5 separate regions of the Homo sapiens genome follow, and regions 1, 2, 3 and 4 are each linked to region 5. A link is a loop called in an ENCODE intact Hi-C map of the cell type or tissue named here. Cell type or tissue: mammary epithelial cell. All regions are shown on one strand. Each heading gives the region's core, and the rest is flanking DNA. Links, peaks and the distances in the headings are about the cores only. Region 1 has its middle 49 kb from the start of TRI-TAT2-1. Region 2 overlaps LINC01819 (long intergenic non-protein coding RNA 1819). Region 3 has its middle 17 kb from the start of TRI-TAT2-1. Region 4 overlaps LOC112268413 (a long non-coding RNA gene). Region 5 overlaps THADA (THADA armadillo repeat containing).

Region 1 (6,184 bases), core at 845-5,844, 680 kb before region 5:
GGAGGGGGACGCTGGCCTGGGGCCTGGACGGGCATGTGCCTCTTGGAAGAAGCCATGGCCACTTCCTTGGGACCAGGGTCTGCACACACATACAGAGTTGTGGGGCCCGTGGACGGTGGGTATGGCGGAGCATGGAGAACCCCTGACCTCTGCACTCACCTCCCACCTCCTGGGCGGTCACGCCCTGCTCAATCATCCGTCCTAGGAAGCGGATAGAGTCTCTGGAGAGAGTCCAGGGGATTGGAGCCACACAGTGGGGAGCACACCAGCTAAATGAAGGTGACTTGTGCTGACCCTTCAAAGGCTGAAAGCCAGGAGAGCCACTGCCTTGGATAGAGAATCTTGGGGCCTGGCTCCCATTTCCTCTGTTTGGGGTCTATGGCTACCTTCATTCAAGTCATCGCCCCCTCCCTTTACCCTTCAGGCTCCACCCTCTCCCTGCATCTGAGGTGTCCTTCCTCGCTCAAGCCTGGGTTGGAGGGATCACCCCCTTTCTCCCTCCACCCTGTAACCACCCTGCTTGTTGAGACGTGGCTCCATCTCTGGGCCACACGCTTCCCATTCTCTTTAGTCTAATGTTTCCCTGGTTATACAGCTTATTCATGCTAATTGTAGGAAGCACGGGAAATTCGGAAAACATAAAATGAGGAGCAAAGTTAGGCCTAGACCCGGCACTTAGAGATACACACTTGCCCGTCTGGAACATTCGACAGTTGCGGGGTGCCCCTGACTTGTAACAGCACTTCCTACCCTCAGCACGTTGGTATTCTCACTCAGCTCTACGAAGTGGCAGCTGCCGCCACTCATTTTTCCTTTTCACAGCTGGGGAAGCTGAAGCAGAGAGCTGCGGCCACTTGTCCCGAGGCGCATCGTCTCAGGCTCCCCAGCACACCGTCCACTGTTGCCTTGCACCCTACCCCATGCCATGGCCTGCTGCCTGCGCTGGGGCCGGCAAGCCTCCCTGCATGGTGGGCACCCTTCCTAGTCCCCTGCCTGCACCTGGTCTGACTTGTGGGCTGGCTCTGAGCTTCACCCATCTCCCTGGGGCCACTGCAGCCAGGATGGGGAAGGGCGGCACATTTCAACGGCGTGCCTCCTGGAAACCACATCAAATGGTGCAGCTAGGAATTAATAAATAAACTTGGGAGACAAGTCAATTACCCTCTCCCTGTGCCCCTGTCCCCCAGGGGCAAACAGTGGCATGTGGTTCCCGGCCTCAGCATGCCTTCCCGGGGGCAGGCCTAGTGCTGCAGCTGGCTTCTGTCAGATTAGCTGGGCGAGATGCAGCAGGCCTCTGTCCTCTGGGGAAATGGATCCCTTCCTGGGAGGTGGGGACGGCATTCCCGGGTTACTCTGTTACTGCCCTCTTCCTGCACCCGTCCGTGTCTCACTGTGTTCATGGTGCCCAAATCACTGCCCTCCCTAGTCCCCGACACAAACGCTTCTGGTCAGCCGTCATAACGTCTGCAGCTCCGTCCTCAGAGCTGGAAGCTGACATTACTGAGACTCCAGTAAAGGTCCACACTGCTTAGTGTCGTCAACTCATCAGAACTAGCATTATCATTTAAAAATCAGAGGGACTACTTGATGCTTTTGAAAACATTTATTTATGGCTGGGCGTGGTGGCTCACACCTGCAATCCCAGCAGTTTGGGAGGCGGAGGCAGGAAGATGGCTTGAGCCCACACGTTCGAGACCAGCCTGGACAACACAGAGAGCCCCATCTCTATAAAATAAAACAAAAGTAATAAAGAAAAATAAAAAAGAAATAGCCGAGTGTGGTGATGCATGCTAATCCCAGCTAATCAGGAGGCTGAGGTGGGAGGATCGCTTGAGCCCAGGAGTTCAGGGCTGCAGTGAGCCATGATCGTGCCACTGCACTCCAGCCTGAGAGACCGAGCAAGACCCTGTCTCAAAAAAGAAGAAAAGAAAAGAAAGGAAAAGAAAACATTTATTCACTCAGCAAATTCTTAACAATGCCTGCTTTGTGGCAGAGTTTTTTCTAGGTGGCAGAGATACAGAGACAAGAGACGCAGCCCTGCCCCATAAGGAGCTTACAGTTGTGTGGAGAAGTCAGACAATACAGCTACCATATGGGGCACTTCGGGGGGAAGGAGGGGGACCCAGCACAGTCTAGAGGGCTCCCCAAGGGGCTTCCTGAGTAGCTGATGCCTGAGCTGCATTATGAGGGACAAGTCATGGGGGCTGGAGGGTAGGATGGTGACTGCTGTTCCAGATGGAGGGGACAGCTCTGCAAAGTCTCAGAAGGGGAGTGAGGTGAAGGGGGAGAGCTGTGAAGGCACTGGCCTGGCTGGAACTTGGGTGTGGAGGGAGCAGGGTGAGAGCAGAGGCTGGGAGTGGGGACACGGCTGTGAGGGCCTGAGCTATATGTAACTGTTACAGAGTTGTGTCTTAGGGGTGTGTGTGTGTGTTGGGGGTGGGGGGGTCGGAGATGGAGTGGCCACATAGACTTCTTTCTTCCTTTAAGTTTTGAAAAAAGTGATGGGATTATGGATTCTTTCCAACTGTGTGTGTGTGTGTGTATATATTGGGGGTGGGGTTTTTTTTTCTATGTAGAAACTAAGAAATTAGCAGTCTGACAAATATCAGAACAGTATCAGGAAAGAATGAGTCCTCTTCTGACATTTACTGTCACTGAATTTTCTATGGTTGTATTATATAGGCATGTCCTTTAGATCAACCATTCTCAAGTTTCAGTGTGAATGACCACTGGGGACATTTACTGAAAATCTGGGTGTTTGGGATTTGTCCTGGAGATTTTGATTCAGCAGGGCCCAGCATTGTGCATTCTTCAACAAATTCTCCTGGATTATGTGGAGTCAGTTTCTACTGCTTTGATAAACTCATTCCGAGAGCCTGATTATTTCCTCTTGGGGAATTTGCTGGCAATTCAAGAGTCTACCACCAGATGGCAGTGGTGCTTTGTGATGGATCTAGGCAAAGCCAGTTTTCTACAGGGGGATAGTTGTTGAACAGGCAGTTCTCCTTTATTGCAAGAATGTACAGAAAATAACTCTTTTAGATAATTTCTAAAATAATTTGATCACGAAATCTTAGATATAGGAGCTTGTTTTAAAGTTAAATTTACCCTTCAAACATTACAGCTGAGCTTTCCAATATGGTGACCACTAGCCATGTGTGGCTTTTGAGCACCTGAAAAGTGGTTAAATTGTGATGTGCTGAAAGTGTCATAAACACATTGGCTTTCATTCTTTAGAAGTTCCTATGACTTAAAGACATAAATAAAAAAATTAGCTTTCAAAAGCAAAAAAAGTCTTATTAATATGAAGATTGCATGTTGAAATATTTTGAGTTGAGTTAAATAAAAGTTTATTAAAATTCATTTCGCCTGTCTCTTTTTCCTTTTTAAATGTGACTACTAGAAAAGTTTAAATTATATGTGTCTCATATTCTATTTCTAATGGACAGTGCTGCATTGAAATAATCTAAATTAATTTCTTCATTTTTGAAAGTGAGAGAATCGAGGCCTCAAGTTTGATGGAAAACTGCTGGATTTGAAGTCAAAGACCTGTATTTAAGTTCCAGTTCAAACACTGACTTCATGCCTCTGGGCAAGCAATATACCTTCTCTTAGCCTCCATTTCATTGTCTGTGAAAAAGGGATAATTACAGCAGCCTTACTTAAAAGAGTTACTTAAAAGACCAAGTGAGAGAATGTGTATAAAGGAAGTTGTGTAAACTTCGAAGCATCATAAAGGTATGAAATTACTATTGTTGTGGTTACTGATAATGACTAGAACTCAGGCCAAATAAACTCTACAAGTCATGAAAGCATTCACCGTGTGAAAGTCACTGGATTGGGCACTTCTAGACTGTTAGGAATTTATAGCTGACTTGAGGAGTTGCTACTTAAGCTCACGAAATGGAAAATGACAATGCAATACACGATAAAAACAGTGATTCAAATAAGAAATGGAAAGTTTGTCCCAAGGCATATATGGTTAATAGTGAGTGTTACTGCTTTTTCTTTCTAAAGTAAGCATTTATTGAGCTGGTACAGTAGGATTGGAAGGTTGGGGTTGGGAAGAGGGAGTAATGAAAATGATGAACATGTTTTCTCTGTTTACAAAGAGGTTTGCCATCTGAGTAGAGGAATGAAGGCAGACACAGAAGACATGAGCGACTGAAGACCCAGTGTGGAAGCTGCCAGCCTTGGTACTTCCAATAACAGCACTGGAATTAGGCATATGTGACAGGGCTGCCAATTCCTGACCAACTCTCAACTCTCCTCTGCTATATAGAATCTCAACTCGTTAGGGTTGGCAATTGGCCCAGCTAAAATACTTCATTTTCTAGTCTCATCTTGAAGCTAAGGATAGCCACATAATTCAGTTCTGGATAATGAGGTGAAGCATGAGTGGTTGGGTTGAGCTTCTAGCAAAGTTCCTTAAAAGGTGGACATTCAGCTAGTGCACACACCAGCACCATTAACCTTTCCTCTTGCCTGGACTATGGATGTGATGGTGGTAACTTCAGCAACCATTTTGTGAGCATGAGTTCAAAAGTCATACCCTATAGTAGCAGAAGAGAAGGCCAGGATGAGCCCAGGATCTGGACAACATCGTGGAGATGCTGGGCTGCCCTGAATTTCCAGCCTTTGACCTTTTCATCATGTGACAGAAAAATGAGTTCCTCTTTTGTTTATGCCTCTGTGATCTGGGTTTCCTGTTCTATGCAGTCATTCCAATTCCTGAATGCCATTGAACATATCGTGCATATATCAAGGCTCTTGAGTTCTGTGTACCTATGGCAGGAAGAAAGTGAGAGGATTGTATTGGGGTCTGGGGCGAGAAGGTCACATGAGAAGGATGGGGCTACTCTTAAGCCCCATTCCAGCAGGTTGGGTGGTGGTGAAACATCCTTCCTTCCTTAGGAGGACGAGGACGGCAACTGATCTAAGAATCCCGAAGAAGGAGAAAACAGAAATATCACAAGGAGCAAAATTAGGAGAAGTGGGTTGTAGGCACTGAGTGGTGCCAGCCCACCCTACTTCATAGCCCTTCTGTAGAAGGTGAAGTAAGGGGAAAATTAATTGGCAACACATGTGGATTTGAATTTTCTATTTTTTTCAACAAATTTGACTAAAAAATTAAAATTTAAAATCTAAAAAATTTAAATTAAAATATTTTTAAAAACTTATGGTTGGCAGCATGCACCTGGACCCTGCCTTGGCCTTGCAGGATCCAGGGATGGGTGCCTGGAGTCCTCGGTTGGGGAGGCAGGGAATACCCTTCTGGACCTGGGCTTGGAGGGTCTACCCTGTCCAGCCTCCTACCCTTGGCCTCCTGGGATGTCCCTGCAGGGCTGCCCCTGTCTTCTTCATCTGTGCCCTCGAACTCTCCTCTCTCTGGCAGTGTTAGTGAGATGCCTTGTTCTATTCTGCTGTGTCTTTTTTAGTTTTCCTTTGTGTTTTCCTCTAGATTTCTCTTGATTGGCCCCAGCCCTGGTTGGTGCCTGTCTGCAGACAGGGCAGGTAGGGCTGTGGGTTCGAGAACTCCTCTATGTCCCTGGGTCCAGGGCCCTGGAGAAACCTGTACCCACTCCTCCCCACAGGAGCTAGTGGTCGCTGGGACCTGGTTCCAGATTTGGCTGTAGCCTCTGAAATGCGGGCAGAGGAGGAGGGTCCCAAGGGACTTGTGCTTTCTGTGGGTCGTGTCCCCACCCCCCACCCTGCCTAGCCTCATCCTTATATTTAATTACTTGAACAAGCTCTTTCTCATACCCCATCTCCCCCACCCCCCGCTGCCCAAAAAAACCCCCCAAAACCCCTTGTGGTGAAAAAACACACAGTAACACTTAGCATCAGTAACATGTATCATTTTAACCTTTTTTTTTTTTTTTTTTTGAGACAGAGTCTTGTTCTGTCACCCAGGCTGGAGTGCAATGGTGTGATCATGGCTCACTGCAGCCTCCACCTCCCAGGTTCAGGTGATCCTCCCACCTCAGCCTCCCGAGTAGCTGGTACTACAGGCATGCGTCACCACACTCAGCTAATTTTTGTGTTCTTTTTTTTTTTTTTTGTACAGATGAGGTCTCGCTATGTTGCCTAGGCTGGTCTTGAACTCGGGCTCAAGTAATCCTCCCTCCTCAGCCTCCCAAAGTGCTGGGATTACAGTCATGAGCCACTGCGCCTGGCTTATCTA
Region 2 (6,184 bases), core at 334-5,333, 520 kb before region 5:
TGAACCGCTGGCTGGCTCCCCAACTTACTTGAGGTCCCCCACTGACTGCAGACAGCAACCAAGCTGTCCTGGGCCTGTGGTGTCACCTGGTGGTCAGCCTTGGAACTTGTCTGGGAGGTTGGGGGGGGGGGGGGCGGTCACACATGTTCCGTAATCTCTCTATTCTTCCCTGTTTTTTGTTTTTGTTTTAAACTGTAATGGGTTCAGTTCTGCTCATTCTTCCTCAGGCCATCTTTAAAACAGAAATTCCAAATCCCAGAGCCTACTTCGGTCATCTCCCTTTCTTCCGACCTTACCCCAATTACCTCAAGAGGTCCTTTTCCCACTGTATGTTCAGTCTACCCAGCCAACGTGCTGACTGAGACAGGGCAGGCCCACCCCCAAGTCAAGAAAAAGGCAGACTGAAAGTCAGAGAGATAACTAGAATGATGAAGAATAGAAGTTTTCGACTTCAAAAGCCCTTGAAAACTTTCCTTCAGAATGCCACACCCATCTGCCCATCCTCCTGTTAAGAACCCTGCTTTCCTTCAAGCATCAGTTTTCAAGAGAAAATAGGTTGACTTTTCCAGATCCGCATTGTGATTTTTCCATTTCTACTACAGGTCTTGCAACAGTAGGGTTTTCTGTCCTTCCCGTGTAGCTGAATGGCAGCCCAGCTTTGAGATGGGTTTAATGGGCATTTATTATGCCCCAACCTGGAAAACTGAGCCCCATTCATAACCCTGAGTTCTCGACTTTCTATTGGCTCATTGTGTGAAATGCCAAACCACTTCATAGAAACATTTTGAAATCTAACCCATTGGAAAGTCGGGACAGCCTGACGAAGATATTTAAAGGAAAGGTCATGAGATGCTTTCTGAGCAGGATGGTGGCTGCTGCTTCTTGTTCCTGTTGCCATTTCAAACAGGCTAGTATATGAGAACTATCTGATTTCCCCAAAATGGAAATCCTGATCCTTGAAGAAGTCTTGAGGCTTCCGAAATGGGTTGTGCCAGTGGCCTAAGGTTGGGGGAACGAGGTGTGGAGTGATGAGTTAAGTAGCGATGTGAGCACAGAGACTAGGCAGAGAGGATGTGAGGAGGCCGGGTTGAGTGGAGGATCTGGAGAGAGTTTTAGTGCCAAGACTGGAGACAGACCCAACTGACTTCTACCTGACAAGAAGGGCCCAGTGGAAACACATGGAGACTCCAGGCAGGTGAATAATTTCATATCCTACCAAAGCCATATTCTTTTACTATGTTCCACTTTAGTGTAGCAGAAACTGATCTGTGCTTGGAGGAATGAGGGAGTAGACAGAGAAGAGGGTCCCCGTTACCAAGTAGGCAGAGAAGAGGGTCCCTGTTAGCAACACTCCATCTCCTCTGAGCGGTTCAGCTCTCACCCCAATGAGACAAAAACTCTGCAGAGACCTTCCCCACCTTCCTTAGAGACTGACTGCTATTATACTAGCCTGCTCTTTTGGGGGTATCCCTAATCACCCTATTGCAAACCACTCATTAAAACATGCAACTGTCCCATAGAGGAGTTGCAGATATGGTTTTCTTGGTCTCCTTTTATTTCCAGTGATGTTGGAGTGCCTCCGAAAGATGGCACCCTGGGAAGCTTCTGGGTGCTGGGCACTGAGCATGTTATCTCATTTCATCTCCCTGCCAGGGCACTATCATAAGCTCCATTCCACCTGGTGCAACTGAGGCTGAGGGCAGTTAGGTTAGCTGCCCAAGAGGTTAAGAGCTGCTGAGAGCTGTTGAGAGCTGCCATCCTACCTTGGAGCTGAGATCTGAATTCAGCTTCATCCATCTTAGTCTGAAGATCTTCACTTCCTCCCCTTCCTGCAGGACAAAATGGAAAGAAAAAGCCCTTGAGAACAGGAGGGTAGGACCTATGAGGGGCCATAGGGGGTGGAGGTTCGAACAGGGAGCTACGAGCCCACTCAGATATCCAGTGGGCAGCAGGGAGGAAGACTGCCTGCCCAGGACGGCCACAAAACAGCCCTGGGGGGGTGAGGGGGGTGTGAGGAGCCAGCATGGGAAAGTGAAGGAGCCTTGTTCTGTAGAGGGAAACCCCCTCCTCCGCAGCAGAAACACTAGAAGTGTCCACTGATAGAACAGGGTGGGCCTGGGTCAGCAAAAAGCCCAAGAGAGATCTTTGCAGGAGAAATCTCTCCTTCGGTGCTGGAATTGGAGAGTGAATAAAGTCCTTTGGGCCAGGTGGAGTCAGCAGTGCCGAAAGCCTGGGAGGTGGCCCTGGTTGGTCCCTCTTTTCCCATCTCCCCTCCTTCAGCTCCAGAGCCAAGGAGGGGCTGGCCGTCCGTTCCTGGCCTCACCAGCAGAGGTCTCCAGAGCAGGGAGCAGAGGGCTTGGGGTGGGGGAGGGAATGGAAGGATGCCCTGCACCTTCCGCCCTGCTCACAGATGTCCAGGGGTCCACTGCATGGGTGGTCTTGACTCATGCATAGGTGTGTCTGTATTTGTGTGCATCCGTGTGGGGGTATGTAAGTGCGGGAAGTGGGTGTATGTGCATTTATGGGTGTGTAGGTGTCTGTGGGTGCATGCATGTTTGTAAGTGTGCTGGGTGGTGTCTCTGCGTGTATGTTTGCCCATTCCATCTTCGCACATGTTGGCACTGCTTGTGGCCCTGCGTATATCTGTGTGCAAGTGAGTCCTGCATCATTTGTGCATAGTTGTCTATGCTTGGGCTTGTAAGGAGAGAGGAGAAAAATAAGTGACCTGGGGAAGGGGATGCTTTGACATCTCAACATTCTAGGAGGCAGGGATGTGGGGTCGTCTGTACTGTCCCATGTCCACACACACTGACCCAACCTGGCCACCTCCTGCCCCTTCCTTAGCACAGACCCTGAATTTGTTTGTTAAAACCTCATTTACAGCAGGTGTTGCTGACAACCAGTTCCCAGGAAGCAAGGCCTTCCAGAGCGCTCTCTCGCTCGCTCTCGCGCTCTCTCTCTCTCTCTCTCTCTCTCTCTCTCTCTCTCTCTCCCTCTCCCTCTCTCTCTGTAGCTGGTAAACATTATTCTCATTGTTGCGGGGGGCAGTGGAGCCACAGAGTATGGTGGGAGGCAGAGAGCTGCAGTGGGGGAACCACATGCCCATGGCTGACTCACCCATGGGTGAGCAAAGGCAGTGGCCATGAGGGAAAGTGCAAGGAAAAGCCCTGGACAAGGCCTAGCTCTGCTCCTGGCCTGAGGCCCTGCACTGGAGCTCAGTCAGTGCTGGGGGGCAGGCAGAAGGGAGGCCCCTTACCCATGTCACGCTGAAAATCCTTGCCGCAGGGAGTAGGGCAGAGTCTGGAGCCTACCACATGATGGGAAGGTGTGTTTACTTCCCACTGCTGCTGTAACAAATCGCCACCAACTTAGCGGCTTAAAGCAACACAAATTTATACAGCTCTGGAGGCCAGAAGGGCAAAATCAGCATCTTTGGGCTAAAAACAAGGTGTTGGCAGGGCTGCTCTCCTTCTGGAGGATCTAGGGGAGAACCCATTTCCTTGCCTTTCCCACTTCTAGAGGCCACCTGCATTCCTTGGCTTGGGGCCCCTGCCTCCATCTTCAAAGTCAGCTGAGCCTGGGCAGTATAGTGAGACCCCATCTCTACAAAAATTTTAAAAATTAGCCAGTGTGGTGGTACACGCCTGTAGTTCCAGCTACTCAGGAAGCTAAAGTGGGAGGATCACTTGAGCCCAGGAGGCAGAGGTTGCAGTGAACCGAGATCACACCACTGCACTCCAGCCTTGGCAACAGTGCCAGTCCCTGTTTCTAAACAAAAACAAACAAATGAAATCAGCTGCACGTGATATCTTCAAGTCTCCCTTCTGTCTGCTCGCACATGCCTTTTCACTGCCTTTGACCTTCCTGCCTCCCTCTTATGTGGACCCTTGTGATGATGTTGGGCCTTCCCAGATAATCCATGATAATCTCCCCATCTTAAGACCCTTAACAGAATTACATCTACAAGTCCCTTTTGCCTTTGAGGTGACATTCACAGGTTCTAGGGATTAGGATGTGGACATCTTCAGGGGGCCATTATTCTAACAAAGAGGACAATCACAGACAGACTGGCAAAAAGGGGTGACATTCCTATTCCCCCCATGGTTTCACCCATTGAGGACCCGCATTCCTGCTGAAGAGCCCGCTGGCCCTGGAGGGCTTTCCCCTGTGCTTTCCCTCATGGCCACTGCCTTTCTCCCCGACACGGGTGAGCCAGCCATGGGCATGCATTTCCCCCACTGCAGCTCTCTACCTGCCTCCCACAATACTGGCCCTGGAGTGAGCAGCTCTTGGCACCAGGAACTAGGGCTCACTGGCTGGGTAAAGGGTCATTGTCCTCGCTTCCTACCCTCCCAGCAGCCCGTGGCCAGGCACCAGCTATGACCCCAGCTCACACCAAGCCCTTGAGCCCCTAAACCCCTGAGCCTCCCTCATCCCCACCCAACCGGCTCCACATCTAGCCCCCGCCAGACCTCAGGCTTGTGTCCACTCTCCCTGAACGCTCCTCTCTGGCTCTCCCTCAGTCCCCTTACCCCTCTGGATTCCCGTCCTGTCACGGCCCCCACTCCTGGCCCCAGAGGCTGTCTGTCTCTTCCTGACTGTGGGGCTCCACCCTGCTGGCTTCAGGCCCCCCAGCCCTCTCCACATGTGCGAAAACCACATGCATGGGCTCTCTTCGGCTCGCCACAGAAAGCCCAACAGCAGGACCCAGAGTGAGGAGGATCACGCACGTTAGCCCAGCCGGGCCAGTGCTGGGGGGCCTGAGGGCACTGCCAGCCCCCCAGATGCCTTACAAAGCCAAACTCCCATCGTGGTCAGCCTCACATCTGGGATAAGGCTGGAAATTCCAATGGCTCTCGGCTGCTAAGAAATGTGTTGAATCTTCCCAGAGATTTGGTGGAAGTGGGAAGCATTGTGTGGTAGGGGTGGGGCCACTCCCGCCATAGGACTCCCAGAGCTCTGGGGAAGTCCAGATGGCACAATGTGTCCACAGTGGCTGTGTTGGTTCCCCCCACCCCCTCTGCCTAGCTCCCCGCCCGCTGAAGATGAAAGGTGCCCAGGGCCAGGGTGCAGCTCATTTCTCGCTGGCACCCACAAGTCTGTCTACTGGTGTGCATGTGAAACTCTGACGTTTCTGATAGAGACTTGAGTTATTTTTTCCTGGAGAGAAAAATGTTGACATGACTTTGGAGGATTGTCTGCCTAGAAAATCCCCAATGCACGAAGAAGACAAGTTCCTCCCCTTCTCACACACGCACCCCTGCGCACTCACGCACATTCCCTGGAGGCCCTGGTCTGTGGGCCTCCTTGGGGCCTCACCTCCGCCTCTAGCCCACGTCCATCCCGTGTGCGACAGGATTCCATAGAGCTGGGGCCTGCAGGGTCCCGGAGCAGGATCGGCCGCTGGCTAGTTCTGCGTCTCTAGGTGGAACCTATACTTATTAGGTTTCTGCAGCTGCTGTAGCAAATCGCTACTAACCAAGGGCCTTAAACAACACACGTTTATTCTCTTACAATTCTGGAGGCCAGCAGCCCTTAAATCAGTCTCAATGGGCTAATGTCAAGGTGTCGGCAGAGCTGGTTCCTTCTGGAGGCTCCAGGGGAGAATCCACTTCCTTGCCTTTTTCAGTGTCTAGTGGCCACCTCTATTTCTCAGCTTGTGGTCCCTTCCTCCATCTTCAAAGAGCATCACTCTAATTTCGGATTCCTTCATCGTGTCACCTTCTTCTCTGATTCTGACTCCTTCTGCATCCCTCTTCCAAGGACACTGAGATTAGGTTGGGCACACCTGGGTTATCCCCATCTGGAGATCCTTGATTGCACGCGCTAAGTCCCTGTTGCCCTGTTAAGAGAACATATTCACAGGCTCTGGGGATAAGGATGTGAACGTGTTTGGGGGCCATTGTTCAACCTTCCATAGCCAGTGTCCCTCTCAGGGCCTCAAGCTTCAAGGGACAGTCTCCCTGGGCCTCTTCCAGCTCTGATGCTAAAACAAGAGTCTCTTGCCTTATCGGACGTCTGGTCAAATGGGCACGGCCCCTCCCCTCTCTACTCAGTGCTGAGTCCTGGGACTCGTCAGAATGGAGGTCCTCTCTACCCTGCAAGCAGCCCCAGGAGTCTGATGCCCTGATCTGGGGCCCTCAGCCCTCAGCCCGTGCTGAAGGAGATCCTCCATCTGTGAAGA
Region 3 (6,184 bases), core at 371-5,370, 710 kb before region 5:
TGTGGCTGGGACCTTATCTTGACAGATGTCCCTCAGTCCAGGGGGATGGGGCTCTCTCCTGGGATCTAGGGAACACCCCAGTGACTAGACAGTGAACTAATTTTTTTAAAAAAAGAATTAAACTATTTTATTTAACATGTCATAGTCATAAAACAAGTCCATATATTTAGTTTTCTGATATCCTAATGTATTTCCACAAACCTTTTAAGTCTACAATTTTATATAGTTTTCCATCAGGGAGGCAAGATATATGTAATTTCTTTCTTTCTTTTTTTTTTTTTTTTTTTGAGATGGATTCTCGATCTGTCACCCTGGCTGGAGTGCAGTGGCGTGATCTCGGCTCACTGCAACCTCTTCCTCCCAGATTCAAGCAATTCTCCTGCCTCAGCCTCTCGAGTAGCTGGAATTACAGGCACATGCCACCACGCCTGGCTAATTTTTATATTTTTAGTAGAGACGGCGTTTCACCATGTTGGTCAGGATGGTCTCAAACTCCTGACCTCATGATCTGCCCTCCTTGGCCTCCCAAAGTGCTGGGATTACAGGCATGAGCCACTGCGCCCGGCCTATAATTTCTTTCTATATGTAACTAATTAAAGGTTTTTAAGAGGGTTTAATCTCTAAATAATTAACAGTTTAGTCATAACACCATAGAAACACATTTAAATATTCAGGAAAGAGATTTTTAAGATTATTGCTTAGTCTTATAAAATGGTGAATTTTTTTTTTTTTTTTTTAGACAGAATCTTGCTCTGTCACCCAGGCTGGAGTTCAGTGGCGTGATCTCGGCTCACTGCAACCTCTGCCTCCCAGATTCAAGCAATTCTCCTGCCTCAGCCTTCCAAGTAGCTGGGATTACAGGCATGTGCCACCATGCCCAGCTAATTTTTTTGTATTTTTAGTAGAGACGAGGGTTCACCATATTGGCCAGGCTGGTCTCGAACTCCTGACCTTGTGATCCTCCCACCTCGACCTCCCAAAGTGCTGGGATTACAGGCGTGAGCCACCGTGCCCAGCCTAAAATGGTGAATTTTAACCAAATTGATACCTCTGTATTCTTATTTTATGTTTCCTATACTCTTACATCATACTGCTTGGCAAGTAATGTAAGTTTTGACGTAATTTAAAAATTCAATTAGTTGTAAACAAATTCTAATTTGTTAAACAATTTATATATTCCTCTTTACTTACTACACTACCTCAGAATTAATCTTCCTTAAAAAAGTAATCATCCCACATAGAAAAAACTGCAGAGCTTCATCTCTTTCTTAAATATTTTCAAATAATGTAAGAACATAAATCCATGTAAAAACTGATTAAAAATGGACACTTCATCTTCCTTTACTAATTATGGAATAATAGAAAGAAGTAAATATCATGTTCTTAATATTTCTCTGCTTAACAGAGAAATACGAAGAAATACTGCAATTATGGTTATGGGAGATTTTCTAGCTTCTTCAAGTACAGGACACAACTATGGTTCCTACCAGTAAGGAGAAACGAATAATCAATCTTACATAACACAAAAGAAAGGTGAGAGGCACAAAAAGACAAACTGACTTTGGCTTTTAAGAACCTAATGTTAACCCTGAAATGCCCGATTGAGTAACACAACAACAAAACAAAAGATGACAGCAGCAAGTCACCACTTCACACAGTATTAAGAATTCTGAAATACGTAATAGCCTTCCTCCCATGTCCCGCTCAATCTGTTGTGTTGTCTTTTTGTTTTTCCTGCTTTTTGGCTGCAGGCAGTTCAAGGCTTGCCCACTGCATCGGTTCAGCTTTTCTCATAGTGATCTCAATCTTTGTTGCAGTCATAGTTACATAACTTCACTTTACATCAGTCACACCCCATAATTTCACATTTTGATGAAATCCCTTCTCTCCTTCAAATCCAATGTGCACATTTAACAACGTGCTATTTACTTCTACTCGGCTAAGTTCTGGAAGTGAATTTTTAGCATATACTGAAATGGTAACTTCACCTTCAGTCTGATGCCAGTCCTCTCTACGTGGAACATTTTCCCCAGCATCCTTTTTAGCCCATATGTGTTTCCCTGTTGAACAGCCCTCTTGGGCTAAGAATGTATTAAAATCAGAAGTTTTTCTTCTACAACAGCTCCAGTATTTCATCCCCTCATGGAAAATAGGTACTCCAGAATGATACACACAGACTTCTTCTAGACTCTCTAGACCCCGATATGTCTTTGAACACCCTCCATTCTTACATGAGGTCCCAATCTTAATTTCATCAGTCTTGTTGCTCTCTTTTTGTTTTTTTTTTTTTTTTCTGGTGGAGTCTTGCTCTGTTGCCAGGCTGGAGTGCAGTGGTGCAATCTTGGCTCACTGCAACCTCTGCCTCCCAGGTTCAAGCAATTCCCATGCCTCAGCCTCCCAAGTAGCTGGGACTACAGGTGTGCACCACCACGCCCGGCTAATATTTTGTATTTTTAATAGAGACGGGGTTTCACCATGTTGGCCAGGATGGTCTTGATCTTCTGACCTTGTGATCCGCCCGCCTCGGCCTCCCAAAGTGATGGGATTACAGGCGTGAGCCACCACGCTTGGCCTCTTCTTCTTTCTTATCTTCTTCATTCCCTGATGACAGTTTAAGTTTATCAGGTGAGGCAGATATTTTTAATTCCAAATTTGTCATTGGTGCATCTGGGCTTGGCCTTTTGATTGCTTCTACTGGCTTCGGGGCTTGAATGATGTGTTCCTGAAATTTGGGTTTCAATTCAGATAGTTCTTTCTTCTCAGTAGTCTTTACTTCAGGTTTGACTGGCTCATGTGGCTTCTCACTATTATGTCTACCTTTTGTACAGCCTACAATGCTTAAGAAATCAGAAAAATCAATTGTTCTTCTCTTATATCAAGACCAATCCTTAATGCATCGTGAAAGACTGGAACACCTGGGTGGCATATGCAAGCATCATCGGAATTGATCTCAGGATCGAAGCGCTGACCGCAGCCCCGGTTGTAGCACAGCAAGGCCATTTTCTTTTCCCACCGTCACAGGCAAGGCCCAAACACCGGGAACGGCAAGAGGGTGCATTTGCCACTCCCGTGTCGCTAGCACCGGCCTTGACAGTGGACTATTACAAGGATTTCTGTGGGCCCGCTCTGAGCCGCCGTTTCTGGCCGTGCAGACGGACTTCTACCACACGGTGGCGCTGCGGCTCTGCCATAGAAGGCTCCTCTCGGTCCAGGAGACAGGCAGGGCCGGCCACAGGACCAGCCTCCGACAGCGATTTCATCCGCACCCTGCGGGGCAACGTGGGGGCCTATCCGTAGCTTTCAGCGTTTCCTGGACCCTACCAGGACAAGAATCGCGGGGAGAGGTGCGAAGAAGGTCTGGAGAGGAGGAGGCTTGGGACAATGCAGAGTCCTGGAAGTGAGGCTGACCGCTGACCGCTGTCAGGAGGGACATGGACCGCTGCCGGGGAATCATGGGATTTCCCACCGGCCCAGTCATCTCCCACGTCGGGAAAAGGGAAGAGCTGCTTCCCCATGGCGTGTGCGCGTGGGAAGGGTCTCGGGCAGAGAAGAGGCACTTTTTCTGTCCTCCAGGCTGTTTCCGCCAAATGAAGACCTGGGCTGGAAGAGCCAGGAACAAAGAGGAGAGTCGAGTGCTGAGCACCCAGCGGGAGAGGATGCAGCCCGGTCATCTCACACCTGCTGACCACACAACATCGTCTGCGAGTTCCCCCCACCTACTTCGCCTGCAGCTGCCATTTGGGAAGATGACTCTTGCCTCTTTCACCGTCTGTTTTTTAGATTAGGACTCACGGGCCTAGGGCAGGAGTCAGCTCTTCCAGATCTTTATCGAAAAGTAACATCACACTTGTGCCCAGGGGTTCGAGACCAGCCTGGGCAACAGGACAAACCCCCTTCTCTACAAAAAAACCCACAAAATCTGTGTGGAAGGTGTGTGAACCCTTGGGAAACAGAGTTGCTGTACACGTGTATCAGGCCCTGAGCCAGCTGCAGGGTGGGCATTACTGCTTGGTGCCCTCCGCCCTCACTCTTCCTCCCTGGATGTTGAGGATGGCCCCGTAAACCTTGTTCATAGGGGTCCCTCGTTTTCTGAGACACCTCATCTGAGCACTGACGAGGGGACACAACTCTTGGCTGGGAAGCAGGAGACTGAGCATTGCCTTCAAGCCATCCCCACACATGTGACCTCAGTCAGCATTCTGCCCTTTCATGGGTGTCAGTTGTCTCGTCCATAAAATGGGATGATGTTCTTGTTCCAGCCGGCATACTGGATGACTAAATGAGGGAACAGGTAAGAAGCTGCATTGGAAAAAGGTACCATTCAGCTGCAAGACATCCTTGTGCAGTTCCCCCAGGGCTAATGGGGTTTGGTTGCCCACCTTTGCTGTGTCTCTTCGTGGCGCCAGCAGGTGGCAGCATTGCCTTTGCATGTGCCGGCTCCACCTCTGGCCTCTCCCAGACATGCAGCGTGTAGGGCAGGGGACCATTCTTCACCCAATTCATTTCAGGGGTCATGGGAAGGAGGGATCTGAAATGCCCTGAATGGGAAGGGCCTGGAAAGAAAATGAAAATCTCATTCCTCCCCTCAAAGAAACACAGATAAGCCAGGAGAGCAGGATCTGGTGCATGAGCCCAAGAGGGCTAATGTGACCACTTAGGCTGAAGGGGGACCTTACCTCTCTCTGCCACAACGGTGTCCCCCACCACCTGGAGGAGGGAACTGGGGATCCAGAAGGCTTGGGTCCTTGTCTTTGGTTGGAAAAGTCAGCCAGCATTGCAGTGGGGCAGCAGGAATTCCTCTATTTTTGTGTGTGCAACAGAGTTGAAAACTTAATTCACTCTATAATTTATTTGTGCAAAAAAAAGGTAATTTCCTTATTTATGAGTCTATAATGAATCTGGCCTTTCTTCCAACCCCTGCCTGATGATAAGCGAGAAAAACAATGAAATTTTCAACTTGATTTGAACATCCTGGGGCCAGAGAGTTTAGCCGGTCTTGTTAAGTGATCTTATTAATTTCTCTTGGATAAAATGCTTAGTTCTCAGACTGCTTTGCCCAGCTTCTCCCACTGTGGTGCTGTTGGGGTTTTGTAGACAGTCAAGGGCAGCTTGTGTGGCATCTGGTAGGAGGCATGAGTTGGGATCCTGGGGTGTGGTGTCCTCTAGACCCAGCAAGGTCCCCTGTCCCTCCTGGCCACTGATCATACTAGAAGCTGAGTTTATGAAACTCATGGTCCAGTCCCTCCTGATCTGACTAGAGCCCATGTGGCGCCCCTGGCTGGCCAGCCCTCCTGCACCTGGGCCCCTCCTCCCCACCAAGTCTCCTAGCTGTGCCACCATGGCCCCAGTAGGGCTGCTGGCTCACAGGAATGGAAGTTGGCTTTGAAAGCTGAACTTTAGTGGTGCCTCTCCCTTACCGGGGAGCCCTGGTGCTGGAGGCAGAGGCCGAGTTGGTTTGCAGCTGCCTGGGATGCCACTTCTTCCCAGAGTTCCAATGTGAGTTGGGGACAAGGGCTTCTTTCTCTCAGGGAGGGGTGAGTGGGCCAGTGCTTGGCTCTGCTTGTTATCCTTCTAATCCCCTTCGTACCATCCCCTGGGCAGGAAGGAGGGGACCAACACTCTTCCTCTTCTTGCTCAGTCATCCATTACATAAAATTCCAGGGCCACACCCAAGGAGAGGGATGAGGGAATCCAGGAAACATGCTCTCAAAAGAATAGCCTGCTTTAGAAGACTTTTGATCTGCAGCATAATCCTATTTTGCATGTCAAATACCAAACATTACCACATTTTTTCTTCTGTGCATTCTGTCTATATCAAACATTAATCCTGGTCTCTCTTTAAGCAGAGATGCATGCCTCAGGCCAATGAAGATGAAGATCATGTACCCATCAAGGCAAAAGAGAAAAGCACTGCACTCCAACCCGGGCAACAGAATTATTATTATTATTTTTTAAGAGATAGGATATCATTCTATTGCTCAGGCTGGAGTACAGTCGTGCGATCATAGCTCACTGTAATCTTGAACACGTGGACTCAAGTGCTCCTCCTACCTCAGCCTCTAGGTAGCTGGGACTAGGGGTGTGTGCCACCACACCTGGCTAATTTTTCTATTTTTTTTTCAATAGATGGGGTCTTGCTGTGCTGCCCAGGCTGGTCTTGAACTCCTGAGCTCAAGCAATCCCC
Region 4 (6,184 bases), core at 563-5,562, 600 kb before region 5:
CATGAGTTATTCCTCTCTTAACCCATGGAATCCATTGCCTGGCACGGCTTCCACGCCCTTGCACCATCCACATCCTCCCGTCCACATCCCCCCGTTCTCCAAGGTGGGCTCCATCCTACCTTCACCTCCTTCATTCCCTACCCTGGAGCCCTCAGGGACCTCCTTTTATCCCTTAAGCTCTTAACTCTCAACGTCTGCACCACTCTCATGTGGTAGTAATCCCCATTCAACATGTAACATTGTTTATCATCTCAGGTGGCTATGAAGGGCTTTGTATGTGCCTCTTCTATCCCCAAGCACACTCTATTTTTTTATTTAGTTATCATTATTTTTCTGAGACACAGTTTCAATCTGTCACCCAGGCTGGAGTGCAATGGCAGGATCTTGGCTCACTGCAACCTCCGCCTACCAGGTTCAAGAGATTCTTGTGCCTCAGCCTCCTGAGTAGCTGGGATTACAGGCATCCACCCCCATGCCTGGTTAAATTTTGTAATATTAGTAGAGACTGGGTTTCACCATGTTGGCCACGCTGGTCTGGAACTCCTGACCTCAAGTGATCCAACGGCCTTGGCCTCCCAAAGTGCTGGGATTACAGGTGTGAGCCCCTGCGCCCAGCCCCTTTAAACCATAGTTTAAACCAGCATACTTTAAACCAGCTCTGTTCAGTAGACTTCTAATGTGAACTACTTATGTACTTTAGAATTTTTCAGCAGTCACATTTAAAAGTACCAAAAAGAGACAAAATGAGTTTTAATACATTTTATTTAACCCAATATATCATAAAAGGTTATCATTCCAATATGGGAGTAATATAAAAATTATTAGTTAGACATTTTACATTTTCTTGTACAAAGTCTTCGAAGTCTGGTGTGCAGTTTATAGAAAGCTCTTCATCTGATTTAGATTTAATAATGACCTCTCCTTCTCTTCCACCTGCCCAATACCAAGCCAGAAAAGATGTAGCCCCACAAGCAGGGCATTCTGGGAATTGTAGTTCCTAGCTTCTCTCAGAGCCACAGAGAAGACCTTGGAAAGGGATAGTGGTGATGAATTGACCACAGACAATCCGGCCCATTATTCCACTGGGCAAGTGCTCCTAGAAGTACATAGGAGCCAGTTGCCAGGTTGGAGGAACAGCAAGGCTGCACAGGGAGGGAGGGCAGTGGGCACGGCAGGGGACCCTGAGCGAGCTGACTCCCAGGGGCAGAGGGAAGAGGAGCCTCTGGTGGGGGTAGGAGAATAAGAGATGGAAGGGCACGGAAGGAGGAAAAAGGTGGGTCTCTGTGAGTCCCTACCGCATTCTGGACATACAGGTGCTCTAGTGTCATGAGGCGGCCAGGCCCGCATTTCAGTGACCCCCACATTGGGGCGGGGCGAGGCTCACAGGTGTCACTCCCCCTGACTCTGGGTGCTAAGAGGAGCTGGGGCAAGGTGGTTGCCCCCAAGGCCTCAGATACTCTACTTCAGTGCTTCAGTGTGGGTGGACTCAGAAGCCGTAGGGACCCCACCCCTCCAGAAGGCTTCCCAAGCAACTCTCCTGTCAGCCTGGACTCCTGACTTCGATGCTTGTTCGCACATGCATGGCCACAGCTCGTTTGCTGTGCTGCACGGGGCATGCCCCCACTCACAAGGAGCCCTTCGGGGTCAGAGCCCAAACTATCTTCTAAATCCCACAGCATCTTGGAAGGTGCCCTACACATCTGTGCTGAAGGGAGCTGGGGTGGAGGCCAGGAAGAAAGGTTTGCAGGCATCGGCAGAGCCACTGAAGCTGCTCCTGTCACCAACAACCAAAGCTCTGAAAGAAAGGGGAGAAGTCCCTCCGGGGCCCCTTCCTTCATGCCCTGAGCAGCCAACCTGGCTCATACAGACCTCAGAGACCCAAGAGACATCAGAGATTAGCCAGAGCCAGTCCTTAGGCTTTCGAAAGGAGCAGCACAAACACACATAGGTGTGGGGGCATGAGGGGGGAGGAGGTGGTGGTGCTCCTGGCTGCAAGACACTAAGAGCACGGGGCCACACTGCTGGTGCTCAGCCCCAGCAGGGGCAAGGCTCAAGAGGGAAGCTGGAGTGTCCTCTTGGAGAGACCCCCACTGAATTAGATCACCTGCCTATTAATGAGGAGACCCCCTGACTGAGGACGCCAGCCTCTGACCAGTGGCTGAAACCCGTCTTCTAGGCATTAATCCAGAAGTTAGATGTACCATGAACCTTCTGGTCTTTCTTAAGAATCGTGGGATTTTTGGCCAGGCGCGGTGGCTCACGCCTGTAATGCCAACATTTTGGGAGGCCGAGGCTGGTGGATCACGCGGTCAGGAGATCGAGACCATCCTGGCTAACACGGTGAAACCCCCTTCTCTACTAAAAAACACAAAAAATTAGCTGGGCTTTGGTGGCTGGTGCCTGTAGTCCCAGCTACTTGGGATGCTGAGGCAGGAGAATGGCGTGAACCCAGGAGGCGGAGCTTGCAGTGAGCCGAGATCGCGCCACTGCACTCCAGCCTGGGCGACAAGAGTGAGACTGTCTCAAAAAAAAAAAAAAAAAAAAAAAAAAAAAGAATTGTGGGATTTTAGGGCTAGGCTGAGTTATGGTCTGAAGCTCACCTAGTCCAAGGCTGTCACCTCGCAGATAAGGAGACCAAAGCAAACGTGGAGTGAAGCTGGAGGTGGGCCTGGTCTCCTCCACAGAGGCCTTTCCTTCTTCCCCACCCTCCCCTTGGTCCTCCCTACTAGCCCCCACCATACGTTCTCTCTTTCATCCTCTCTCAGGGCTGGAATCTTTTCCCTGATAGCCCATCTTCTAAGACACAGCGGTCCCCAGATGTTACTTGAGCAGAAACAGAGCAAGCGCGGAGTGCCTGATGCCTCTGAGAACCTAATGAATGGCTCAGATGTCACGTGGCGATCTGGAGGGGAACACACATAGGACAGAAAACCAGACCCCACGGGACTGTTGAGCCCTCCAGAGTCAGACCGTGGTGTCTGAAGCAATGAAATAGGGTTAATTTGGCAAGGCTTGTCCCTGGGCACAGTTTCCCTCCCCGGCTCCAGTTTGTGCTTGCAATTCAAGTTTCTGGCACCAGATGGCAGCGTTGCTCTGTTATGAATGACTTGATGGAACAGTTTTAAAAGTCATTCATTCATTCATTCCACAAGTATTTACTGAGTGCTTTCAATGTGCCAAGCCCTTTTCTAAGTTCTTGGGATAGAGCAGTGAACTAAACACAAAAATCTGTGCCTCCTGGGAGCTTCATTCTCATGCAGGAAGACAATGAATAGATGAGAAAAACATTTGGCGCGTCAGATGATAGGTGCTATGGAGAAAAAAAATAAAGCAGATAGGGATGAAAGGAGGGCTGGAATAGGGGCATTGTGAAGTTAAAGGGGAGGTCAGAGATAATAAGATCAGGGAAACAGAGCTGCGCAGAGCAATGGAGGCTCTAGGCAGTGGGCGAAGCAGAGAATGTTTACATGGGAAGGGGCTTTAGAGGTGGCTTTGTTACATTTGACAGTTGGGGACACTGAGGCCCAGAGAGCTCAGTCTCAGCTGAAAAATCTGCCTCAATTGAAATGACCTGCCCAAGTGAAAAATCTGGAGGCAGGCAGCCTAGAGTTTCAGGTCCACCACATCCTACCCCGCTGCCCCTGCCACCTCCTAAACCCACCTCAGTCCTCCCGCAATGCAGCAGGACTAGGAACTCACCAAACTCTGTTTGCTTTTCTTTCTGGACACATTTTCTAGCCTGCCTTGCTATTACCATGTGCAGCTACCAAGTTCTGGCCAATGGCTATTGGGCAGGAGTAAGGTACATCTATTCCAGGCCTGGCCTCCAACAGTTCCTGTATCATCTTCCACGTACCACCTCCACTCCTTCCCCATCAGTGCAACTACAAGCACAAGACTCCAGAACTCTAGGGAATGAGGATGTTGCTAAAATAAGGGGGCCCTCTATGACTGCATGGAGATGAATACCCCATCACCATGCTTTGGACTGTGGTGTGACTGAGTTTGGTATGTTGAGCTATTGGGAGGTGGGGGTTGTTTGTTACAGCAGCTTTCTTACCCTAACTAATACACCCACCATCACTGAACCCAACTGAATGCATAGCCCGCCCAGCCTCAGCTCCCAACACTATATGGAGGACATCTGATGCTTCTGCCAACCCTTTCTCTCTTTGCCTGCTCTGAAGCCCATGTAGTCCAATGCCATTACCTCACAGATAAGGAAACCAAAGCAAATATAGCTGGTCATAGCTCCCTTTATATTCCAGGAGCCAAACCAGTTCTTGGTGAAGTTCTTTCTTATGATGCCTCTCCACCATCACCCAGAGCTGGGCACATGACCCAGGTGGTCATTCTGAGCACACAGTCCTCCCGGCCAAGTGACTGGTTCAGGGATAGACACATCATGCAATCAGAGTCTTGCTTAAGATTCAAGCTATAGATGCTGGAAAGAGGATCTGTCTTCCTCTGAGATGCTGAGTGATGACCAAGAGAGTTGGAAGCTGCTGGAGCCATTGCCCAAGGATATGAGGAAGAAGCTGTTGGGGGAATGAAACTAACATGTAAAGGTGGCCATAGAGCTGGAGAGAAAATCATACTCCACCATATTGTTGTTCCAATCTTGCCTGAAGTCAGGTCTTCCTTCAATTTCCCCAGTTACAAGGGCCAGTTAATTATCTTTTTTTTTGTGAGACGGAGTCTCACTCTGTCACCCAGGCTGGAGTGCAGTGGTGTGACCTCGGCTCACTGCAACCTCTGCCTCCCGGGTTCACGCCATTCTCCTGCCTCAGCCTCCCAAGTAGCTGGGACTGCAGGTGCCCACCACCACACCCGGCTAATTTTTGTATTTTTAGTAGAGATGGGGTTTCACCGTGTTAGCCAGCATGGTCTCGATCTCCTGACCTCGTGATCCGCCCGCCTCGGCCTCACAAAGTGCTGGGATTACAGACGTGAGCCACCACACCCGGCCAATTATCTTTTTAAAAATTTTGATTCAGTTTGAATTTCTGTCACTTAGAGCACAAAGAGTTCTGATTAATAATTATTGGACTAATATTTACTGAGCCCTACTGTGAGCCAAAAAACTGGGATAAAATAGTGAGCAAATTAGACACCAGCCCCTAGGATCCCCTGTCCACCATATACAGATATATGTGACAGGTAGGTTTGATGCCAATGAGAAGTTGTTGAGAAGTCGGGTCTCATTTTTCCACTTTCTAGGTTGCTGGCTTATCAAGATAAAGGAAGAAATATTTGCTTTTTCCTTTACCCTTCTGGAGCACCTGGCCTTTGAGTTCTTGAGGTTTGAGATTTCCTTATCACGAGGAGGAAAGTAACAGTCTCTGGTCTGTGTTTCCGGCTGAATGGAGAAGTTGCCAGGCCAGGTGGGCTGCCCCTGTGATTTGAAAGGCCTACGCCCCTTAGGAGGTGGTAAACAAAGTGTCAGTCAGATTTGGCCAGGGGAGGGCCATGGCCTTCAGGGCTTGTGAGGCTCTTTGGACTGAAGGCGAGAGGTGTTAGGGGTTTTGCAGGGGCCCCAGAGATCCGCCCCCATCAAGTGCTGCAGTGGCAGGGCCCTGGATGTTGGTGGGGGCTGCCCTGTGCCTTGGAGAACTGCGCCCAGATGCCCAGTCTCAGGAACCTTGAGCAATGCCCCCCAGGTCAAGCCTGCCTCAAAGTTGCCCTAATCCCTCTACTGTCTCGTGGGCAGCACTGGGGACAACCATGGTTGACAGTTAAGTCCCTACTATGTTAAAAACACATGTTTTCATGGGTGGGGCAAACTCTGGGGTCTTTCTGCATCACCTTCTGCATCAACTTTCTATAACTTTGACAAAGGAGGGTTTTAGCCAGATGCAACTTAATGTGGAACATTTAAGAAATGTAACATTTCTTGAATCCTAAATTTTGTGGCATGATATCATTTGTAATATATTTAATTACAAATTGTTGCAAACTATGAGGGGAAGTGACTGGGCTCCATGAATCCATATAACAGGAGGATCTGATCAATTCAGGGGCATAAATATATTTTGCTCAGAGGGACTAGCTCTAGAAAACCTCCTAGGATGCATTTAGGCTTCAGTGAAATGGAGTTTAGTTCCTGAAATTTGTTTTTTACCAAGACAAATGGTAACAATCGCTTAGTTACGTGCAATTGCTTTAGGCTCTCTTGAGCCTCGTT
Region 5 (6,184 bases), core at 705-5,704:
GTGGCCACCGGTTTAAACAAGGAGCTGTAAAATCAGGATGATTTTAAACGGACTGTCATCTACATTCAAGTCATCAAATTTCAAAATAGAATAGAATTGTATTTTAGACTGTATGGAATGGCTTTCTTCATCCATTGAGAGAAAAGTAGATCACAGTTACTACTCTGAAGAATAAGAAATGCAAGTTCCACATTCTCCCCTCTAACTAGGGTTGCATTCTGCCTGCAAGTCACTTCACTGCCTCCGTGTATTCAGACGGCAGTCACATTCACCTAAGGCTTGACTCTTAAACTCATAGTTTTACCACTAGGCACAGATCTAGCTTTGCCAGGGCAACTATGCTCTTGGAAGGGTGTACCTCAGGTGTGGCCCAGCCATTCCAATGTAAATGATGTTCTTCTCTGTCATTTATATTTTTAACTCTTAAAGGTTTTAAGCACATGTAAGTATATTTAATTATTATTAATTTAAAGGAAGTTCATGGGGCAAAAGGTTATGTTTAAAAGCAGGAATTCTCCAGTAATGTAAATAACACTAATTTCTTGATGACTTTGGATTTTTATTGACTCCTAAACTGAGACATTTCTTTAGCTAAAGTCAGCAATACGAAGAATCAAGTTTTTCATAGGGGACGGGGTTCCAGTGTTAGAACACTGCTATTACATATACAGTTCATCGCTCATTCAGTCATCAGTTTCTTCTCACGCCTATGTATGTGAGGTTACCATGTGAATGGCAACATAGAAAAATGACTGGACCTCATTACAACGGAAACTAATGTTTTACAGAAAAACAGTCAGGATCTTATTTTTTATTTAAGCAGTCACTGGAAGAATTCTTTGGTTTATAAGAACCTGTCTTTTTGTGATAATTGTTTTTTTTTTTAACAAACATCTCTTATTTTACATTAATTCCCAATTTTAACACGGCTGTCGCACACAAATTAAATACATAAGATTTGGGTGCTATGTGAAAAGTGTCAAGGCAAAATAATGTTCATAGGAAGCTTTCACGTCTTAGTTACAGTAAAAGCAAAATACACTTCCCTTAATTTGTTTTTTAAACACTACCCAACAAACCCAAAAAACTAAATGTTTTAACTTGTCCTTGGAAAGAGAAGTTGGGAAATCAAAGGCCTCTAGCACATGTTTACTTCTTAGCAAGATGGTGAACATCAGTGAAGTAATCATTAATCATAGCTGGATTCCTCAGCAAAGATGTTGGCATTGGCACTACAGCCAGTCACCAGCAATGACTGCAAGTAACTCTAGGACACTGACGCCTATTTGATTTGGAAGAGAATAAGGAACATAATGATGCCTGAAATGTCCTGTGCGCCTTTGCCTTTCTTCATCTCAAGGCCTTGCAACATCACAAGCGCAGCTGTTAACCAGATGCATGCAACATAAGCCACAGAGTGTGAGAAAAAAAGTATTAGCATTATTTCCATGGAACTAGTCATGTGGTTATTATAGAAATAATCAGCATTAGCATACTACAATATTTGTTTTGTTCTTGAATTGTAACACCCTAGGGAAAAAGTTGCCTTTATTTTTAAAAAGTTAAAAATGAAAGTACATGTTATATATCTTTGCTGAAAAATGGTGGGAAATGGATTTGTCAAAACCATATGGAAAGGAAGAGGGAATCAATTAAAAACAGAAATCTAATAAATCTAAAATATTTCCAAATGAAATGCTTGTGGTAAGCTAACTTCTTGTAAACACCGCACTCAAGTCACTTGAACAGTCCCAGATGGTGAACTAACTTTGTGGTCTTAAAACAAAAGTCAGCCAAAAAAACCAAGACTACAACTTTATTATCAATGCAGTGGGAAACATGAGATCCATAATCAACCAACATGTTACTTTTTTTCTTTCCAAAATTTAAGAGATTTGTGGAGTTTTACTAAATAAGACAATTTTAAGCTAAAGTTTAAGTCTGTGTATGTGAAATGGAGAAATAAAAATTAGAGATAAAACTACAGTTAAAAGTGAGGTAAAATCTACAGTTATTTATATACCTTAGAAAAAATTTCTAAAAATGCCACAGTTTTGAAATGTATTATAAAGTCTAACATTCTAAATTACCATGAACTTTCTTCAGTTAACATTTGTATGATTTTATTCAAGAAAAATTTTAAACCTTTTTTTAGAGTTGGGTTATAAAAAAAAAAGTGATTTATGCGTTGACCAGAAATTATACATGGTGGAATAAACATGTGCCTTACCTGCTCCACCGTCAATAATCCATCAGAAGATTCTGGCACAGGCTGCATGGGCAGAAGCTGGCACAACATGCCTAAAAGTAAAGCAACTTCCTTCATACTTCTCCAACAACATACCAGCACCATCTGCGCAGTTACATCACATGTTTTTACTTCTTTACCTTAAACAAAAAAAAACACAACGATTGCAACCTTGATTACTCATATCCCAGGTTTCTAAAAACAAGCTTATTCATAATTTCCCCAAGAATAATCTGCTTGAACAAACCCGATTTGTCATGTTATATTTACTCAGAAGGAAAGAAGCTAACATTTGTCGAGCATGTGTTATGAGAAGAAATCATGCTAAGTTTTTTTTTTTTTCTTTTTTGGAGACAGGGTCTCGCTCTGTCACCCAGGCTGGGGTGCAGTAGCATGCTCATGGCTCACTGCAGCCTTGACCTCCCAGGCTCATGCAATCCTTCTACTTCAGCCTCCCTAGTAGCTGGGACTACAGGTATGCGCCACCACACCCAGTTAATTTTTGTATTTTTTTGTAAAGACAGGGTTTCACCACATCACCTCCTGGACTAAAGCAATTCTCTCGCTTGGGCCTCCCAAAGTGCTGGGATTATAGACATGAGCCACCATGCCAGGCCCAGTATTTTAATTTATTATTTTCAAATTAAATTTTAAAATAAAACACAATATTGTTCCAAAACTTGTTTAATCTTTAATTTCCAAAGATTAAACAAACTCTGCCTCTCTGTCATAAAGTATGATATGGATGACTATAATAAATACACTCCTTATTTATTTTGGTGAGCATGACTGTTGCATTAGTAAAGGAGTAGAATATAACTTTTAAAATCAAAGGAAAATACAAATTATCTTTCAAAATATATTTAATTCCCATGGCCAATAAGCTATAATTAGCCTTACTTACTCTCTTATTCTAGTTTTAGGAGTATTTTTGGTACTGATATTTTTTTAAAATCCAAGATGAACTATTATATTAAATAAAAGAGCACGCTGACAAAATGGTACTTATAGGGTAACCTCATTTGTGTTTTTATTTAAAAAGCCCAATGCATTAAATGGGTAAGTGTACATACACATAAACATATAAAATAAGTACAAAATAATATATTGCACTAAAGAAGGAAGACATGGAATTGGAGAGGAAACCTTGGAGGAATTTAATTTGTTTTTAATTCATATGTACCTCTGTTGTTTGAAACTATTACAATAGGCTATAATTACATTTATACATTATTTTGTGTAATTTAAAAATTTAAGTGTGGAGATAATTTTTTGCAAGACAATATCCCCACCTAGTGGAGAATGTAGAATATGTAATACATCACTAAGAAATTGCTGCTTCTGATGACGTTTTACAGCACTGCAGAAAATTCAGTAACAACTAATGATCAAACAAGATGTAAGAACTCGAATTCTGGAAGCTTGACACAACAAAGCAGCTCCCATTTTACTAATAAGGTTTGTTTCCTTTAAAAGCCTGCTTGACTTTAAGAACTCTCACAGCAGACAATGAACCACATTGCTGGGAGAAGTTGATTGCTGCCCAAACCCAGGTTCATTATATAGCACTGCTCTTATATCACCTGGGCTGTCAAGGCAGGTTTTATCACTCCAAGGCTTTCTGTTCTAACAGCTTGTTCGCTGCACAACAGCACCTAATAGGCTGGTGAAAGTCTTCTTTAATTTAATTTAATTTTATTATTATTATACTTTAAGTTTTAGGGTACATGTGCACAATGTGCAGGTTAGTTACATATGTATACATGTGCCATGCTGGTGTGCTGCACCCATTAACTACTCATTTAGCATTAGGTATATCTCCTAAAGCTATCCCTCCCTCCTCCCCCCTCCCCCCACCCCACAACAGTCCCCAGAGTGTGATGTTCCCCTTCCTGTGCCCATGTGTTCTCATTGTTCAATTCCCACCTATGAGTGAGAATATGTGGTGTTTCGTTTTTTGTTCTTGCGATAGTTTACTGAGAATGATGATTTCCAATTTCATCCATGTCCCTACAAAGGACATGAACTCATCATTTTTTATGGCTGCATAGTATTCCATGGTGTATATATGCCACATTTTCTTAATCCAGTCTATCATTGTTGGACATTTGGGTTGCTTCCAAGTCTTTGCTATTGTGAATAGTGCCGCAATAAACATACATGTGCATGTGTCTTTATAGCAGCATGATTTATAGTCCTTTGGGTATATACCCAGTAATGGGATGGCTGGCTCAAATGGTATTTCTAGTTCTAGATCCCTGAGGAATCGCCACACTGACTTCCACAATGGTTGAACTAGTTTACAGTCCCACCAACAGTGTAAAAGTGTTCCTATTTCTCCACATCCTCTCCAGCACCTGTTGTTTCCTGACTTTTTAATGATTGCCATTCTACCTGGTGTGAGATGGTATCTCATTGTGGTTTTGATTTGCATTTCTCTGATGGCCAGTGATGGTGAGCATTTTTTCATGTGTTTTCTGGCTGCATAAATGTCTTCTTTTGAGAAGTTCTGTTCATGTCCTTTGCCCACTTTTTGATGGGGTTGTTTTTTTCTTGTAAATTTGTTTTGAGTTCATTGTAGATTCTGCATATTAGCCCTTTGTCAGATGAGTAGGTTGCGAAAATTTTCTCCCATTTTGTAGGTTGCCTGTTCACTCTGATGGTAGTTTCTTTTGCTGTGCAGAAGCTCTTTAGTTTAATTAGATCCCATTTGTCAATTTTGGCTTTTGTTGCCATTGCTTTTGGTGTTTTAGACATGAAGTCCTTGCCCATGCCTATGTCCTGAATGGTAATGCCTAGGTTTTCTTCTAGGGTTTTTATGGTTTTAGGTCTAAAGTTTAAGTCTTTAATCCGTCTTGAATTAATTTTTGTATAAGGTGTAAGGAAGGGATCCAGTTTCAGCTTTCTACATATGGCTAGCCTGTTTTCCCAGCACCATTTATTAAATAGGGAATCCTCTCCCCCATTGCTTGTTTTTCTCAGGTTTGTCAAAGATCAGGTAGTTGTAGATAAGAGTGGCGTTATTTCTGAGGGCTCTGTTCTGTTCCATTGATCTATATCTCTGTTTTGGTACCAGTACCACGCTGTTTTGGTTACTGTAGCCTTATAGCATAGTTTGAAGTCAGGTAGCATGATGCCTCCAGCTTTGTTCTTTTGGCTTAGGATTGACTTGGCAATGCGGGCTCTTTTTTGGTGCCATATGAACTGTAAAGTAGTTTTTTCCAATTCTGTGAAGAAAGGCATTGGTAGCTTGATGGGGATGGCATTGAATCTATAAATTACCTTGGGCAGTATGGCCACTTTCATGATATTGATTCTTCCTACCCATGAGCATGGAATGTTCTTCCATTTCCTTGTATCCTCTTTTATTTCATTGAGCAGTGGTTTGTAGTTCTCCTTGAAGAGGTCCTTCACGTCCCTTGTAAGTTGGATTCCTAGGTATTTTATTCTCTTTGAAGCAATTGTGAATGGGAGTTCACTCATGATTTGGCTCTCTGTTTGTCTGTTATTGGTGTATAAGAATGCTTGTGATTTTTGTACATTGATTTTGTATCCTGAGACTTTGCTGAAGTTGCTTATCAGCTTAAGGAGATTTTGGGCTGAGAAAATGGGGTTTTCTAGATATACAATCATGTCATCTGCAAACAGGGACAATTTGACTTCCTCTTTTCCTAACTGAATACCCTTTATTTCCTTCTCCTGCCTAATTGCCCTGGCCAGAACTTCCAACACTATGTTGAATAGGAGTGGTGAGAGAGGGCATCCCTGTCTTGTGCCAGTTTTCAAAGGGAATGCTTCCAGTTTTCGCCCATTCAGTATGACATTCGCTGTGGGTTTGTCACAGATAGCTCTTATTATTTTGAGATACGTCCCATCAATATCTAATTTATTGAGTTTTTAGCATGAAGCGTTGTTGAATTTTGTCAAAGGCCTTTT

The links. Peaks named below come from ENCODE experiments on the same cell type or tissue, not always from the same donor. Only the 100,000 strongest peaks of a DNase experiment are listed, where the experiment ranks them.
Region 1: it touches region 5 in a loop (4-fold over the local background); 16 of 110 quality-filtered maps call a loop at or near these places.
Region 2: a loop joins it to region 5, with 14 times the contacts of the local background. A loop is called at or near these places in 5 of 110 quality-filtered maps.
Region 3: it touches region 5 in a loop (11-fold over the local background); 48 of 110 quality-filtered maps call a loop at or near these places.
Region 4: it touches region 5 in a loop (22-fold over the local background); 51 of 110 quality-filtered maps call a loop at or near these places.

The regions. Positions count from the first base shown.
Region 1 is chr2:42,856,217-42,862,400 of GRCh38, forward strand. No RefSeq gene overlaps it. Among named protein-coding and RNA genes, the nearest start is that of TRI-TAT2-1, 49 kb to the left of the region's middle. RefSeq lists an enhancer at 1,019-1,606. In mammary epithelial cell, for the core only: a CTCF peak has its summit at 2,928 (motif pointing right); a DNase peak (open chromatin) is centred at 2,925.
Region 2 is chr2:43,022,344-43,028,527 of GRCh38, forward strand. LINC01819 (long intergenic non-protein coding RNA 1819) reads right to left here. Exons shown (of 6, transcript NR_110585.1): 6 at 5,510-5,842. Among named protein-coding and RNA genes, the nearest start is that of LINC01819, 14 kb to the right of the region's middle. RefSeq lists enhancers at 3,844-4,660, 4,661-5,476. In mammary epithelial cell, for the core only: a CTCF peak has its summit at 2,326 (motif pointing right); no DNase peak of the experiment used is centred there; H3K27ac peaks cover 232 bases.
Region 3 is chr2:42,824,618-42,830,801 of GRCh38, forward strand. It overlaps the pseudogene CHORDC1P1. Among named protein-coding and RNA genes, the nearest start is that of TRI-TAT2-1, 17 kb to the left of the region's middle. In mammary epithelial cell, for the core only: CTCF peaks have their summits at 3,171 (motif pointing right) and 4,414 (motif pointing right); DNase peaks (open chromatin) are centred at 3,184 and 4,404; H3K4me3 peaks cover 205 bases.
Region 4 is chr2:42,943,951-42,950,134 of GRCh38, forward strand. The region is part of intron 1 of LOC112268413 (a long non-coding RNA gene); the gene reads left to right. Among named protein-coding and RNA genes, the nearest start is that of LINC01819, 92 kb to the right of the region's middle. RefSeq lists an enhancer at 1,601-2,400. In mammary epithelial cell, for the core only: a CTCF peak has its summit at 3,072 (motif pointing right); DNase peaks (open chromatin) are centred at 1,001 and 3,081.
Region 5 is chr2:43,538,929-43,545,112 of GRCh38, forward strand. THADA (THADA armadillo repeat containing) reads right to left here. Exons shown (of 38, transcript NM_022065.5): 21 at 2,231-2,388. Among named protein-coding and RNA genes, the nearest start is that of THADA, 54 kb to the right of the region's middle. In mammary epithelial cell, for the core only: a CTCF peak has its summit at 3,551 (motif pointing left); DNase peaks (open chromatin) are centred at 1,213 and 2,483; H3K27ac peaks cover 1,918 bases.